Linked DNA regions of Homo sapiens: region 2 is linked to region 1. A link is an interaction called in ENCODE POLR2A ChIA-PET data of the cell type or tissue named here. Cell type or tissue: Panc1. All regions are shown on one strand.

Region 1 (8,000 bases):
TAAAAATTTGGTCCATTAAAAATGCCTCCCATGTTCAACATCATGGATAACATGAAAGGTAATGGCAGTGTAAAAACAGGCAGTAAATCAATGTATAGTAGCATATGCATTCTGGTCTAGTAATTACGCAATTCAATTAGGAAATGGCTCCCATAGTAAATAAATGTTAAATATATCTGTTAATAACAACATACCTGTATGTAGTTCAAATACACAGGCACAACTGTTTGCATATTATTATTGATTTTATAATACACTCCCATAGTTTAAAAAAACACTTAGGTATATTATTTTATATATAATATATATCAGATATATAATTGCATATTATGTACCTTATATATATTATATATAAGTTGAATCCATAATACAAAACTCTCCAAACATTACATGAACATTCTAAATGGATACTTATCATTTTCTCAGTAACGAAATAGCTCAGCTCACCTAAAACAGTATCTGGATGTGCAATGATAAAATGCACTGACTCTTATGAATTTACTTAAATAATTATTTAAGTTAAATTCCTGCAAAAGCCTAATTCTGACCTGGCTTTACCTGGAATATATTTTTGGGTATCAGTAACTGATACCCTCCTTTCTTATCATAAACAATACTTCTCCATCAAGAGATACCAATAAAGAAAAATATGTAAGGAACAAAAAATGTGATGGAGAAACCAACCATTCCATAGGTAATATACCGATAAGGAAGTTCAACTTCCATGTGCTGTCTTGCTTTTCGAATATCATCACACGGTATATTGAAGATTTTGCAGGCTAAAGGAATGGTGATCTTTTTCATTACATCTCTGATTATTAGTACAAATACCATCCCTATGAGGATCCGCAATATGGCTTTTCCAAACAGAGTCACAGTAATGGGGGGCCCAGCTAAAGGTAATGTATCTAGAGAAGGATCTAATACTAGACCCATGTTATAAGTAACATGAGATCCACATGCAATTCCAGCACCACTTCCTAGTATCTCGGCTGTGTCTCCTCGGGATGTGCTCCAGGTGTCAAGAGTGAAAGAAAAGATCCCCAAAGCTAAATGAAGCCCGATGATGATGAATGGAGCATATTTGTGAGTTTGGTTGAAGTTGTCAATCAGGTCCACAAATGGATAGAAGACAGCTAAGATTAAAATGGTATATAGGAATCCAGCAATAATATCCTAGGAAAAGATAAAAGTATCGTTGTTTAGTATAATACTGAATATTTTTGGCATTTAAAAAATAATTTATATTTGACATTTCAAATGTTGAATATACATAAATTTTTTAAAGTTGTCAAATTCTCAAAGTAAACTTTATTAACTGACCATATAAGAGGCACTAAAAGCTGTATTAATAATAAAAGGATTTATATTTTCATAATTCTACCCTTTTATAAATTAACTACATATATAATATCCACAAATTTACATTCAAATTCTGAACAACAAATTATGCTAAAATTGTGTAGTTTTGATTTCTGGGGAAAAGTACACTTATTATTCAAAGAAATGGTTTTCATTTTCATATGTTTATGTATGTAATTATCTCCATGACCACACAGGATATACATCCTAGGTAATTTTCTTTTCTCATTCATTCATTCATTGAACAAATATTTATGAGTGCCAACCCCTATTTTAGGGGTTGAGGATACATTGCTTTAAAAAATGACAAGAATGTGGCTGGGCAAGGTAGCTCATGTCTGTAATCCCATCCCTTTGGGAGGCTGAGGTGGGTGGTTCACTTGAGGCCAGGAGTTCAAGACCAGCCTGGGTAACATAGTGAATCCCTGTCTCTACTAAAAATGCAAAAATTAGCCAGGTATGGTGGCTCCAGCCTGTGATCCCAGCTACTTGGGGATGGAGGCATGAGAATCGCTTGAACCCAGGAAGTGGAGGTTGCAGTGAGCCAAGATCATGCCATTGCACTCCAGCCCGAGTAACAGAGCAAGACTGTTGATAACCACATAAGAAAGCAGATAAATATTACAATTTCAGATTGTTATGAATCTTATGAAGAAACTAAAACAGGACAACAGAATAGTATGATGAAGGACCCGATTAGAGTACTGATTGATTAAGGAAGCCTGTCTGAGGGTGGTGACAGTTGAGCACAGATCTGATTCTAAAGGGAGCCTATATTTAGAGGCAGAGGAAATGTGTACCAGGTAGAGGGAATATCAAGTGCAAAGGCTTTTGTAGGCTAGGTAAGAGAGTAGATTTTATTTCAAAAGTGATAGGAGCTGGGTGCAGTGGCTCATGCCTATAATCCCAACACTTTGTCGAAACTGCTTGAGCCCAGGAGTTGGAGACCAGGCTGGGCAACACAGGGAGACTTCGTCTCTTAAGAATAAAAAGTGAGGTCAGGTGCAGTGGCTCACACCTGTAATCCCAGCACTTTCAGAGGCCGAGGCGGGTGGATCACCTGAGGTCAAGAGTTCAAGACCAGCCTGGCCAACATGGTGAAACCCTGTCTCTACTAGAAATACAAAAGAAAATTAGCTGTGTGTGGTGGCACACACCGATAATCCCAACTACTTGGGAGGCTGAGACAGGAGAATCGCTTGAACCCGGGAGGCAGAGTTTGGGGTGAGTCAAGATCGCACCATTGCACTCCAGCCTGGGCAACAAGAGTGAAACTCCAACTCAAAAATAAATAAATAAATAAGTACATACATACATACAAAAATTAGCCGGGCATGGTGGTACGCGTTTGTAATCCCAGCTACTCAGGAGGCTGAGGCAGGAGAACTGCCTGAACCCGGGAGGCCGAGGTTGCAGTGAACCGAGATGGCGCCATTGCACTCCAGCCTGGGTGACAGAGCAAGACTCTGTCTCAAAAAAAAAAAAAAAAAAAAAAAAAAAATTTTAAAAGAATTGACAACTGTAACTTGATGATGGATTGAATGTGAGAAACAGCAAGAAGAAAGAGAGGAATCAGAGACGGTTCCTAGTTTTAGGTAGGAGCAATTGTGTAGACTTGATAGAAGATGGTTTACTTGAGGAAACAAAGCTATTAAATAACTTTCTGAATCATTCCTGACAACATACAAAAATGTTCCGTATTTCTACCTTACAACAAAACAAAACCCTATGATCTACTATTACTGAAAAACTTATCAATGTTTATATTCACTGTCTCCACTTCCTCACCTCTGATTTTTCTCTAAACTCACCACTACACTGAAACCACTTTTTTCATGGATACTAGAGGTCTTCAAAAACAACCGTCATTTCTTTTTTTTTTCTTTTTTTTTTTTTTGAGATGGAGTCTCGCTCTGTTGCCCAGGCTGGAATGCAGTGGCGTGATCTCAGCTCTCTGCAACCTCCGCCTCCCAGGTTCACGCCATTCTCCTGCCTCGGCCTCCCGAGTAGCTGGGACTACAGGCGCCCGCCACCATGCCCGACTAATTTTTTGTATTTTTAGTAGAGACGGGGTTTCACCGTGTTAGCCAGGATGGTCTCTATCTCCTGACCTCGTGATCCTCCCGCCTCAGTCTCCCAAAGTGCTGGGATTACAGGCGTGAGCCACTGCATCTGGCCAGGTCATTTCTTAACAATATTCAATACAGTTAAGCAACAGACTAGTTGCTTGATGTTTCTGTCTTAAAATTTTTTATTATATAGGATTTGATACATAGCAAAATACATGTACAGTATATATGAAACTATAAAATTCATATCTATGAAATCACTTCCCAACAAAAGAACTATAATATTACAAGAATTGTCAAATCTACTGTTGTGCTGTTTCTCAACCTATCACTCTGCATTCCTCCCTGGAGGCAATTTGCAAGCATGAATTTTGGCTTCATAAATACCTGGGATTTTTTGTTTGTTTGTTTTGTTTTGTTTGTAGATACCAGGTTTCACCAGGTTGCCCAGACTGGTCTTGAACTCCTGGGCTCAAGTGATCCACCTACCTTGGCCTCCCAAAGAGCTAGGATTACAGGTATCAGCCACCGGGCCTGGCCATAAATACCTATTTTTTCAAATCGTTTTACCACATATCTTCAAGCAAAATATTATCTAGTTTGGCCCGGGGGTGGTGGCTCATGCCTGTAATCCCAGCACTTTGGGAGGCCAAGGTGGGAGGATCACCTGAGGTCAGGAGTTCGAGACCGGCCTGGCCAACATGGTGAAACCCTATCTCTATTAAAAATACAAAATTAGCCGGGTGTGGTGGCACATGCCTGTAATCCCAGCTGCTCTGGAAGCTGAGGCAGGAGAATCGCTTAGAACCCCGGAGGTGGAGGTTGCAGTGAGCTGAAATTACGCCACTGCACTCTAGCCTTGGTGACAGAGCAAGACTCTGTCTCAAAAAAAAAAAAAAAAATTATCTAGTTTTGCTTCTTTCTGAGCTTTGCTAAAATGTTACAGCAGTCTCTTTTGAACTGCTTTTTACACTTAACATTAAGATTCATTCATTATATTATATGTAGTTATCGGTCATTCACTTTCACAATCATGTAATATTCTGCTGCATCATTATACAATTTATTGGTTTTCCCACTTATGGTCATTTAAGCTGTTTTTGGGTTTTGGATTAGTTAATTGATTACGGTTGAACTTGAATGCTTCTCTGTTTTTTGTTTTGTTTTGTTTGTCGCCCAGGCTGGACTTTGGTGGCACAATCTCAGCTCACTGCAACCTCCACCTCAAGTTGTCCTCCCCACTTCAGCCTCCTGAGTAACTGGGACTACAAGCGTGCATCACCATGCCCAGCTAGGCTAAGTTTTGTATTTTTTGTAGACAAGGTTTTGTCATGTTGCCAAGGCTGGTTTCCAACTTCTGAGCTCAAGCAATCCACCTGCCTCAGCCTCCCACAGTGTTGGGATTACAGCTGTGAGCCACTGTGACCGGCTGGGCTATTTCTTTTCTATGCAATAAAAATTGTGTCATGAAATGACAGGGTCCGCAGTTGCAGTGCTTGAAGCCATTGTTCTAAAAGAGATATAACTCCAAATCGGAACACTTTGGAATATAAGAATAGCTGGAGAAGAAGATACAGATAATTATGAAAAAGAATACAGTTGAACATTCAACTATAAAATGGTAGGGAAATAGACTATGTTTTGTTCAACCTCAAATATTTTTTGGATGGATGAATGAATGAATAAACAAATCCTTCACATGAATTTGTTTTGTCTAGCAGAATCTACCAAATTACTTGTAAATGAATATCTTTCCTCTCTTTAAATGATGTACTACATGATAGATATAAGAAAATATTTTATTTATTTATTTATATGAGACTGAGTGTCACTCTGTTCCCCGGGATGGAGTACAGTGGCACCATCTAAGCTCACTGCAGCCTCTACCTCCTGGCTTCAAGCAATTCTCCTGTCTCAGCCTCCCAAGTAGCTGGGGTTACAGGTGTGCGCCACCAACCACACTCAGCTAATTTTTGTATTTTTAGTACAGACAGGGTTTCACCATGTTGGGCAGGCTGGTCTCGAACTCCTGACCTCAGGTAATCTGTCCACCTTGGCCTCCCAAAGTGCTGGGGTTACAGGTGTAAGCCACCATGCCCAGCCATGAAAAACATTTTAAAAATTTTATTTAGATATAAAACATAGTTTGGCTGATAGTCTCCTATTGTACAATAGTAAGTAAATAAAGTTGCTTAAAATTATAATTGTATTCTCTTTATTTAAATAAGTGATTCCTTTTATAACAGGTCAAGGAAAGATATTACACAATCAATTAACAAAATGTTTACGCTCGATCTTAGCCAAAAGGCTGAGAGGTGATCAATTAACAAAATGTTTAGGAAAGTGTCAACTAAGGCAATAAATATCATGTGTGCATTCCAACTCTTAGAAGGACATATAAAGCATTTCATAACTGAGTTTTGTCTATCATTAAGTTTCATTTAATGCCAGATCCCAAAATGAATTTATAGACTATTTCTTCTTGTCTTAGAATTATCTTTCCTACCTATATTTCAGGCAAACTATTATATATTCTTTGAGATTCTCCTCAGGCATCTACCTCCTCCATAAACTTTCTTCTCCTACCCTGTAATAAGAAATTTTCTCTTCTTTGATTCCACTGCATCCTCCACATACCTGCTATGACTGTTTTCCATTCTTTGCTTGTCTGTTTCTCCAGGAAACCAAAAGTTCATAACCCTTGCTGTAGATTAAAATCAAGTGGAGAACTTGATAAAAATACTGATGCCTGGGACAATATTCAGAGATTATGATTGAACTGAAGTGGGGGTAGGGCATCAGTATTTTTTAAAAATCTCCCCAGTGATTCTGATGTACACCCTGGTTGAAAACAATTGCATTACACTGTTTTATTACATACTGCATATTTAGACAATGACTACTCAAAGGCAAAGACTTTACCTTATTTATACATATATTTTCAGTGCATGAAAAATAAGTAAGCAGGAAATAAATGTTTGGTTAGTTAAATTAAGACAGTTAAGGTAATTCTTTAAAAATAAAAATAAAAAACAAAAAGAGAAAGAAAAAAAAAGAAGAAAGGAAGAAAGAAAAAGAGTTAAGGTATTCTTTAGACTCATCACATTGACTACATAATCCTGCCTGACAAGAGCTCTATAAGAGAAGCAGATGATATATAATTTATTGAACCAGGCCTAAGACATTTTTGGAGAATAATAACTTTCCGTACTAAAAACACTGCTTCAATACTTTACAATTATTGTCACATTTAACCATAACAACCAATATGAAACAGCTTGCCTCGAAAAGTCCCATTTTGCTCTTGTCCCCAGGACAGGTATTAAAAGCACCTTTTTCCCTTTCAAAAGTGTGCAAATTTGATGGAAATTTATGGTTACCTTAATCAACCAGTTTTTAAATAATGAAAACTGGAGTAAGGTCACACAGCTGCTTATTTAACCTCTTACATTGAAGGTACTTGACACAGTTGTTATAAAAATTAACATTTTGAGAATCAGAAATTAAATATTGGGAGTGAAGAGAAACTAAATGTTCAACTTCCTTTTTTTTTTTTGGAGACAGGTCTTGCCGTGTCATTCAGCCTGTAGTGTAGTGGCGTGGTCATAGCTCACTGAAGCCTCAACCCCCTGGGCTCAATTGATCCTCCCACCTCAGCTTCCCAAGTAGCTGGGACTACAGGCGCAAGCCACCAGGCCTGGCTAATATTTTGTATTTTTTTGTAGAGACAGGCTTTCCCTATGTTGCTCAGGCTGGTCTTGAACTCCTGGGCTCAAGTGATTCACCCACCTCAGCTTCCCAAAGTGTTGGAATTATAGGCATTATCCACCACATCCAGCCTCAACACTTTTTTTTTGAACAGGATGTCTTCCGAGAAAACTCACTGATACATACTAAAAATTACCAAAGAATTCTGATCAACTGGATTTTATTTCAGTTACTCAAAGATTCCACAAGTGACTCAAACTCTGACCATGCATTTGGATAAGGAGATCTCAAATGATGTGACTGTCAAACCTCTATTCTTCATATTTCTTTTTTTGAGAGAGGATCTCACTGTATGGCCATGGCCTAGGCTGGAGGGGAGATCATGGCTCACCACAGCCTCGACTTCCTGGGCTCAAGCAATCCTCCCACCTCCCAAGTAGCTGGGACCACAGGCACACACCACCACACCTGGCTAACTTCTTGTATTTTTTTTTATAAAGACAGGGTTTTGCCATGTTGCCCAGGTTGATCCAGATATCCTGGGCTCAAGTGATCCACCCGCCTCGGCCTCCCGAAGTGTTGGGATTACAGGCGTAAGCCACTGCACCTGGCCAATTCTTCATATTTCAGAGCCCAAATTGCCAAAATAACTTCACCTTATGAGGTTACATTCCCTTTGTTTGCTATCTTACCCTTACTTCCCTACCTTGTAATTAAAGGCACAAGTCTTGGTAAATACCCATAGGATTTTGGCTACAAAAATAAAAGCTGTTGCTTTACTTTTTATCTTAAATTTCATGAGTGATTTAGAATTTCATGTTATATGCTAAAGTGTATATATTCTAAACTTTGTACTTTTCA
Region 2 (8,000 bases), 270 kb after region 1:
CAGTAATATGTCATAGGTTGTTATATGCATAAGAATTTTTTTTAAAGCATTTAGAACAGTTTCTGGATGAAGTAGATACCACAAACATATTTGTTAGACAACACAAAAATCACTGACTGCTATGTAGTTTATTACAGTCATAGTTTTAAGCTTTTTTTCCCGTAAGTAAACAGGAAAACCCAGGTCATCTGGAGCAGACTATTTCCTGAGTAGCTTTTATCATTTGATTCAGACCTTAAAATAGTCTCTTGAATTTTTTCATGCTTTTTGTGGGATATGAAAGGACACTATAGTTGTTCTAGAATATATCCCAAGTGTTGCAGACAACTGTACTCTTTTGCAAGACTTTCCCTGATCCCTTATGAAGCACAGAATAGTGATGGAGTGATTTTTTTAAAAATATGTGTCTTAAGCCCTGGTGATATGCCAGGCATTGTTTGGGGAATGAGTCTACAGTGGTGAACAAGAAGGGCAAAGCCCTTGCTCTCAAAGGCTTGCATCCTGATGGGGAAAGCAGGAATTATCATGAAGAAATATGATAATTACAGTTGGCAAGCAGATTAGGAAGGACTTTTTTTATGGTCAAGAAGGTTGAGGGCAGGGAGAGTGTCTCCTTTAGTGCAGGTGGTAAGGCAGGGCTTTGCTGCGGAGAGACTTTAAGCTGACTCCTCAAGTGGGAGGCTTTATGAAGATCTGTGAGAAGGAGCGTCCAAGGACAGTGACTAGGAGGGTGGCTTTGAGAAACAGGAACAAGGCTGGTGTGACTGCAACTCTGTAAGAGAGGGGAGATACAAAGATGAGAGAAGCAGGCAGGGGCCAAATCACTTAGGGTCTGTGGACCAGGGTGAGAGATGTTATTCTAAATACAATGGCTAGCTAATGATGTTGATTGATAAATAGATAGATAGAGAGAGAGAGAGATAGATAGATAGATAGATAGATAGATGTAGATATTATTGTGATAAAATATACATAACTTAAAATCTGCCACTTTGACCATTTTTAAGTGTACAGTTCAGTGGCACTAACTACATTCATATTGTTGTGTAACCATCACCACTCTCTGTCACCAGAACTTTTTTCCTTTTGCGAAACTGTACCTGTTAAACTAGAACTCCCCATCATCCCCCAAACCCTGGCCTCTGGCAATGACCATTCTACTTCTCTATGAATTTGACTACTCTACATACCTCATATGAGTGGAGTCATGTGGTATTTGTCCTTTTGTGACTGGCTTATTTCACTTGGCATGGTTTTTAAGGTTCCTTCATGTTGTAGCATGTGTCAGAATTTCCCTCCTTTTTTTTTGAGGCAGTCTCATTCTGTCACCCAGGCTGGAGTGCAGTGGTGCGATTGTAGCTCACTGCAGCTTCAATCTCCCATTGTCAAGTGATCCTCCCGCCTCAGCCTCCCAAAGTGCTGGGATTGCAGGCATGTGCCAACGTCCCCAGCCAGAATTTCCCTTCTTTTTAAGGATGAATAATATTCATTGTATGTATATACCACATTTTGTTTATCCATTCATCTGTCATGATGGGTTTTAAGCAGAGGAGTGACAAGGTCTATCTATCTAGTGAGCTACTGGCCATTAATTACACACAATGTATCATTTAATTTGTCCCACTGAAAAAGGAAATCATTTCCTCTAGTTAGGAACCTTGACCTTCCCTGTATGTAGAAGTTTAAAGGCAGACTTAAGCCAACAGATTTGGTAATGAAGGGCATCAATCTTGAGTGAATATCATTATCTCCTGGAGGGCTTTTAAAGGCACAGATTTCAGGCCCACCTCCAGAGTTTGATTCAGTAGGTATGGGATTCGGCCTGAGAATTTACATTTCTAACACCTGCACCCCATGTGATACTGATGCTGCTGGCTCAGGAAACAAATTTTGAGAATCAGTGTTCTGTGGTATTTTGAGTTTCATCAAACTTGGCATTTTCCTTTAATTTGGTCACAAGATAAAAAATTTTATCTAGCATGATGTATCTAATTTACTTGATTTGCCAAATTTTAATTACTATTGAATATAGTGGAGGGGGGTGTTACGTTCTTTTTAATGGTATTTGTCATGTTTTTGTCTTTTTATGATAGCTATGAGTCTGTCAATGTGACCGATTTTAAGTCAAGTTGGAGAAATGGGATGGCTTTTTTGGCCATCATTCATGCCTTGCGACCAGACCTAATTGACATGAAGAGTGTGAAGCATAGATCCAACAAAGACAATCTGAGAGAGGCCTTCAGAATTGCAGAACAAGAATTAAAAATCCCCAGATTGCTGGAACCAGAAGGTAAAGAAGCTTCTTTGTTTTTAAAACAATCTTTAAGGCTTAGCATGAAGTTGATTTCAAAATAGTATCTATACATGAATAAACATAGTGGCACTCTATTTTAGTCCTGGAGGGTTTAACTTAAGCTCTTTATCGAATTTGATGCAATCAAACAATTCCTACCAATTTGTTAACTTCAGTAATTATAGGGGAAGCCACAGCTGAAAGCAAACAGTGCTGTTATTGGGAATAATTTGAGCCTGTCTTGATTTTCTTCTATTATGTTCTGTGTTTTTTTCTTCTTGATTCTGTTATTCTATTCTAAATCTCTTTTGTAAGATGTTTCTCTGAGTCTTGAATTAAAGTTGTTTATATGTCTCTCCTTCCTCCCTCCCTCTGAGTTAAAGCTGAACCTCTGTGAGAACAGAAACTGCTGCCTTCCCGTCTGTCCCTATGTGGTTGGTCATTGATTCTGCTCAGTCATGTTGGATTGTTAACAACAACATCCTAAGTACTGGGTAGTTTTAGAGATCATCATCAAATTATAATTTAACTTTATAAAATTAAGATTTAAAAATTTTACTTCTTTCTCAAAAGCACTTTACTTTGAATTGTAATGTTTCATAATGTAACCAAAGCTATTAAAAAAACATTAAGGTCATAATAGAGGTATATGGGATTAGTGAAAATTATGATGAACGAATAGGTCAAGCACGTATGAATTCTAGTCTCAGCTCTATTACTGGGGTGTGTATACAAATGTTTAGTGACTGGCTCTCCCAAACAATGGGAAATGTACACACATTTACACTATTATAGATTTTACTGATATTAAGGAATATGTATTATTTTATAAATAATTATAACGTTTATGATACGCTTTCTTATAGATTTCATATAGCTCCAAAATGCTTCTGTTCATTTTTGCCAAACTCTGTATCCATCTGTAACTAACTTAGGGTTGTATTTGCTGAAGAAGTATAGTTCTGACATGAATGTTAGTTTAGAATTTCCTTTATGTTAATAAGTAAGTGTAATAAGAGGTATATCAGAACTTCATATGTTCTTCAATGACATGAATGACTTCTTTGCTGAATTGAATACTAGAAGAATATTTTCTCAACTTTTTGTGCTATTCGCAATGCAACTAACAGCTTTAGACAGAACATATTTTTAAGATTTACCTGCATTATTAACAATTTCTTCATCTCTTTTTTAGCAGTTAACAGAACAACAGTCAAGCCTTCATTTGCAGACTTCTGTGTGATAAATGCTACTGCTATGACTGATTTCAAGTTACCAATGTGCAGTCACTGAACACAGAATTAGAAAAAGATGTGCAGTACCCACACCATTATATGTTGTTTCCATCATACAGATACAATAGACAGATAGCCTCAGGAGCATATAGTTAATAGTAAAATGTAATACAGTAATTGGGAAGTGATAAGTTTTGAGTATTTATTACCTATGCTTTTAATATAATTTGTGCATTTATATGATTTAATTTTTATTGATGATTTTTTCACAACCAGCTTACAAAAACTTCTGAACATTTAGCAGTCAACTCTCTTCAGCTGATGTGAGTCAGCTAGTTCCAGCACACTCACTGACCAGGTGACTGTGGATTTGTCACTTAATCTTTTTGGTTTTAAGCAGCTTTATTAAGAGATAATTCACATACCATATGATGTATCATTTAAGTATACAAATTAGTGGTTTCTAGTATACAGCCTGCCCTTCATGTCTGGGTTCCATATCCATGGAGTCAGCCAACACTGGATTGAAAATATTTGGAAAAAAAAAAGCATTTGTCCTGAGCATGTACAGACTTTTTTCTTGTCATTATTCCCTAAACAATACATGTTACACAATTGTATAACAACTATTTACATAGCATTTACGTTGTATTGGATATTAAAAGCAATCTAGAGATGAGTCCTGGAACCAATTCCCGTGTATACCAAGGAGAACTGTATTCACAAAATTGTTCACTCATCACCACAGTTCATTTTAGAACATTTTTGTCATCCCCAAAGGAACTCCTGTGACCATTAGCAGTTACTCTCCATTTACCCCTAACCCCCCCATGCCCCAGTACTTGCTAATTACATTTCACATAAATGGAATTATACAATATATGGTCTTTGTGACTGGCTTCTTTAACTTAGCAAAATGTCTGCAAGGTCATCCATGTTGTGGCATGTATCAATACTTCATTCCTTTTTTTTTTTTTGGAGTCAGAGTCTTCGCTGTGTTGCCCAACAATCTTGGCTCGCTGCAACCTCCACCTCCTGGGTTAAAGCGATTCTTGTGCCTCAGCCTCCCCAGTAGCTGGGACTACAGGTGTGCGCCACCATGCCCAGCTAATTTTTTTTTTTTTTTTTTTTTTGAGACAGGGTCTCGCTCAGTCTCCCAAGCTGGAGTGCAGTGGCGTGATCTTGGCTCACCGCAGCTTCCATCTCCTTGGTTCAAGTGATTCTCCTGCCTCAGCCTCCTGAGTAGCTGGGTCTACTGGTGTGTGCCACTGTGCCTGGCTAATTTTTGTATTTTTAGTAGAGATGGGGTTTTGCTATGTTGTCCAGGCTGGTCTTGAACTCCTGGCCTCAAGTGTTTGCCCACCTCAGCCTCCCAAAATGCTGGGATTACAGATGTGAGCCACCACTCCTGGCCCCTTTTTGTATTTTTAAATAAACTTCAGCGGGGCACTGTAGCTCATGCCCCAGCACTTTGGGAGTCTGAGGCGGGCGGATCATGAGGGAAGGAGTTCAAGACCTAGCCTGGCCAACATGGTGAAACCCTATCTCTACTAAAAATACAAAATTAGCCGGGTGTGGTGGTGCATGCCTGTAATCCCAGTTACTGCCTCACCTGGCCGAGCTAGTGCTGATCAAGGTTGTCATGGTGAAGTTACTCTTTTTTTCCCCCTTCTTTCCATACTGTGCTCTTTGGAGGGAAATCACTGCATAGCTCAGACTTGGGAGAGTTATGCTCACTCTTCTTGATGGCAGATTATACATATAAAGTATTTGAAGTTCTGCCCAGGCTGAGGAAGGAGAATCGCTCGAACCCGGGAGGTGGAGGTTGCAGTGAGCGGAGATCGTGCCACTGCACTGTAGCCTTGGCAACAGAGTGAGACTCCATCTCAAAAAAAACAAAAAAAAAGCCTTTTCAGTTTTAGAACAATTTTAGATTTATGGAAAAATTGAGAAGATAGTGCAGTAAATTCCCATAAACCCTGCACCCAGTTTCCCCTATTAACATCTTACATTAGTATAGTACATTTGTTATAATTAATGAACCAATATGGATATGTTATTTTAAATTAAGGTAATACTTTATTCATATTTTCTTAGTGTTTACCTAATGACTTTTTTCTCTTTCAATATCCCAGCCAGGATACCACATTATATTTAGCTGTCATATCTCCTGTGACTCCTCTTGACTGTGACGGTTTCCCAGACTTTTAAATAAATGACCTTGACAGTTTTAGAGATTACTGGTTAGGTATTTTGTAGGATGCCCCTTTATTGGAATTTACATTATGTTTTTTTCTCGTGATTATACTGGGTTTTTGTGTTCTTGCAAGGAAGAACTCAGCAGTAGAATGTCATTCTCATCACATCCTTTCAAGGGTATATATTGTCAACATGATTTATTACTGTCAATGCTTACCTTGATCACCTGGCTGAGCTAGTGCTGATCAGGGTTCTCATGGTAAAGTTACTCTTTTCTCCCCCTTCTCTCCATACTGTGCTCTTTGGAGGGAAATCACTGCATAGCCCACACTTGGGAGAGTTAAGGCTCACTCTCCTTGATGGCAGATTATCTGTGTAAAGTATTTGAAGTTCTTCTGCACAGAGATTTGTCTGTTCTCCCCCATTTACTTATTTATTCAGTCATTTATTTCTATCAGTATGGACTTATTGATATTTTACACTCTTAGTTGTAATGCAATACTACTTCGTTTATTTTAATGGTCAATTTTTTAAAAAGTCCTCTTTACGCTCAAAGTTTTGTCCACTAGGAGCTCTTTCAGTTGGCTCTTATGCTCCTTTGATTTATCCCCATCAGTATGAAGTTTGCTTGTTTGTTTTTGAGCATTTTCTTACTTTCTGGCCTGACAAGACGCTGCAGGCTCATCTTGTATATTTCCTGCCCCAGTCTTAGGATCAGTCATTTCTCCAAGGAGCCCTGGCTCTTTTTATTGGAGAATGGTATTAGAAACCAAGATCTGGTGTGGTAGCTGTGCTCTTTACTACTGGTATTTAGCCTCTTTGGACTTCAGGTTTTGGTAAGAGTTGAATTAGGTTATATTTGTAAGCTCACAGCCAATGTGAACTTAGAACTTATATGTGAGCTTACAGCCATATTCTTTTTTCTTTTCTTCTTCTTTTTTTTTTTTTTTTTTTTTTTTTTGAGATGGAGTCTCTTGTTCTGTCTCCCAGGCTGGAGTGCAGCGGCTCAATCTCAGCTCACTGCAACCTTCGCTTCCTGGGTTCAAGCAATTCTCCTGCCTCAGCCTCCTGAGTAGCTGGGATTACAGGCATGTGCAACCACGCATGGCTAATTTTTGTATTTTTAGTAGAGAGGGGGTTTCGCCGTGTTGGCCAGGATGGTCTAGAACTCCTGACCTCAGGTGATTCGCCGCCTTGACCTCACAAAGTGCTAGGATTACAGGCTTAAGCCACCGTACGTGGCCTGCCTACAGCCGTATTTCTACAGTTTGGACATTGGTCTGGCTTCATGTTGGTTGTTACTAATTCTTGTTAACTTTTTACCCCTATCTTTTTTTACCCCCTTCCTTTTTTACCTTCTTTTCTCCCTTTCTTTGTCTTTTGGCTTTTCTTTTTCCTTCATTTTTCCTCATGCTTTTGTTCTCATTTCCTGTTTCTGATGACTGTTTTAAATACTTTTCTTATATTATGATTCTCCAAATCTTTATTATTAGTATAAAATATTTTCTCCATTTTTGTATGTACAAATAACCAGGCAACTAATGAAATAGACACTATAGTAAAAACAAATTTCCTCCGCATAATTGCCCATAATTCATTATAAATGGCTTAAATAATAGCTCAAAAATGTGAAATGCATCATGATTATTTATGCAAACCAAATACCATAGTCATATTTGAATAAGGGAACTATTTTGACGTAATATTGTTAACACATTTAATCTTCACGTGTGGCTTCGTATATAATAAGTTTTTATAAAGCAATATCTAAATAAGCCAATATCATTATTTTACGTATCTCTTGGTGCTTATATCTTTTTCAGTTAAAGACAGAATAACTTAATTCTTAGAAATTCTTCCTATATTGAGACCCTACCCTCAGCTTTTTATTGCTGGCTTTTATATGCTTACTGCCTTGAATTACATTGTTTGCAAATGAATTGGATTTATTTTCTACTTCAGGTGACTTAGAGCACTCATTGAACCTAGTAAATATGTTCACTAAAGCACGCATGGTGTGTTGTATTTGTTTATTTGTTTTTCTCCTAACCTTAAACTCCTTGAGGGGCAGATAATGTTTTAAGGCATCTAGCATCTACTAGCTGAATGAATAGAGGGTTGAAATGTAAGATCTCCAAAGGCATGGACCATACCTTATGTATCCTTGTAGCCCCTGCCTGTGACCCACATTTATTGGCTCTCTGTAAATATTTGTTGCTTTAAGTTTAACTTAATTAATAAATAAACAGTGAAGTGTTTTTTTTTTTCCAATA

What was found. ChIA-PET counts read pairs that join two places held together with the same protein. Peaks named below come from ENCODE experiments on the same cell type or tissue, not always from the same donor. Only the 100,000 strongest peaks of a DNase experiment are listed, where the experiment ranks them.
Region 2: POLR2A ChIA-PET joins it to region 1 with 13 read pairs; 3 of 35 experiments call an interaction of 5 or more read pairs at or near these places.

The regions. Positions count from the first base shown.
Region 1 is chr14:63,685,481-63,693,480 of GRCh38, forward strand. SGPP1 (sphingosine-1-phosphate phosphatase 1) reads right to left here. Exons shown (of 3, transcript NM_030791.4): 3 at 1-1,176. The coding sequence ends at 625. It overlaps LOC124903327 (a long non-coding RNA gene), which reads left to right and starts at 4,795. Exons shown (of 2, transcript XR_007064204.1): 1 at 4,795-5,052. In Panc1, no CTCF peak of the experiment used is centred here; no DNase peak of the experiment used is centred here.
Region 2 is chr14:63,952,626-63,960,625 of GRCh38, forward strand. It overlaps SYNE2 (spectrin repeat containing nuclear envelope protein 2), which reads left to right. Exons shown (of 116, transcript NM_182914.3): 8 at 2,094-2,290. Among named protein-coding and RNA genes, the nearest start is that of SYNE2, 100 kb to the left of the region's middle. In Panc1, no CTCF peak of the experiment used is centred here; no DNase peak of the experiment used is centred here.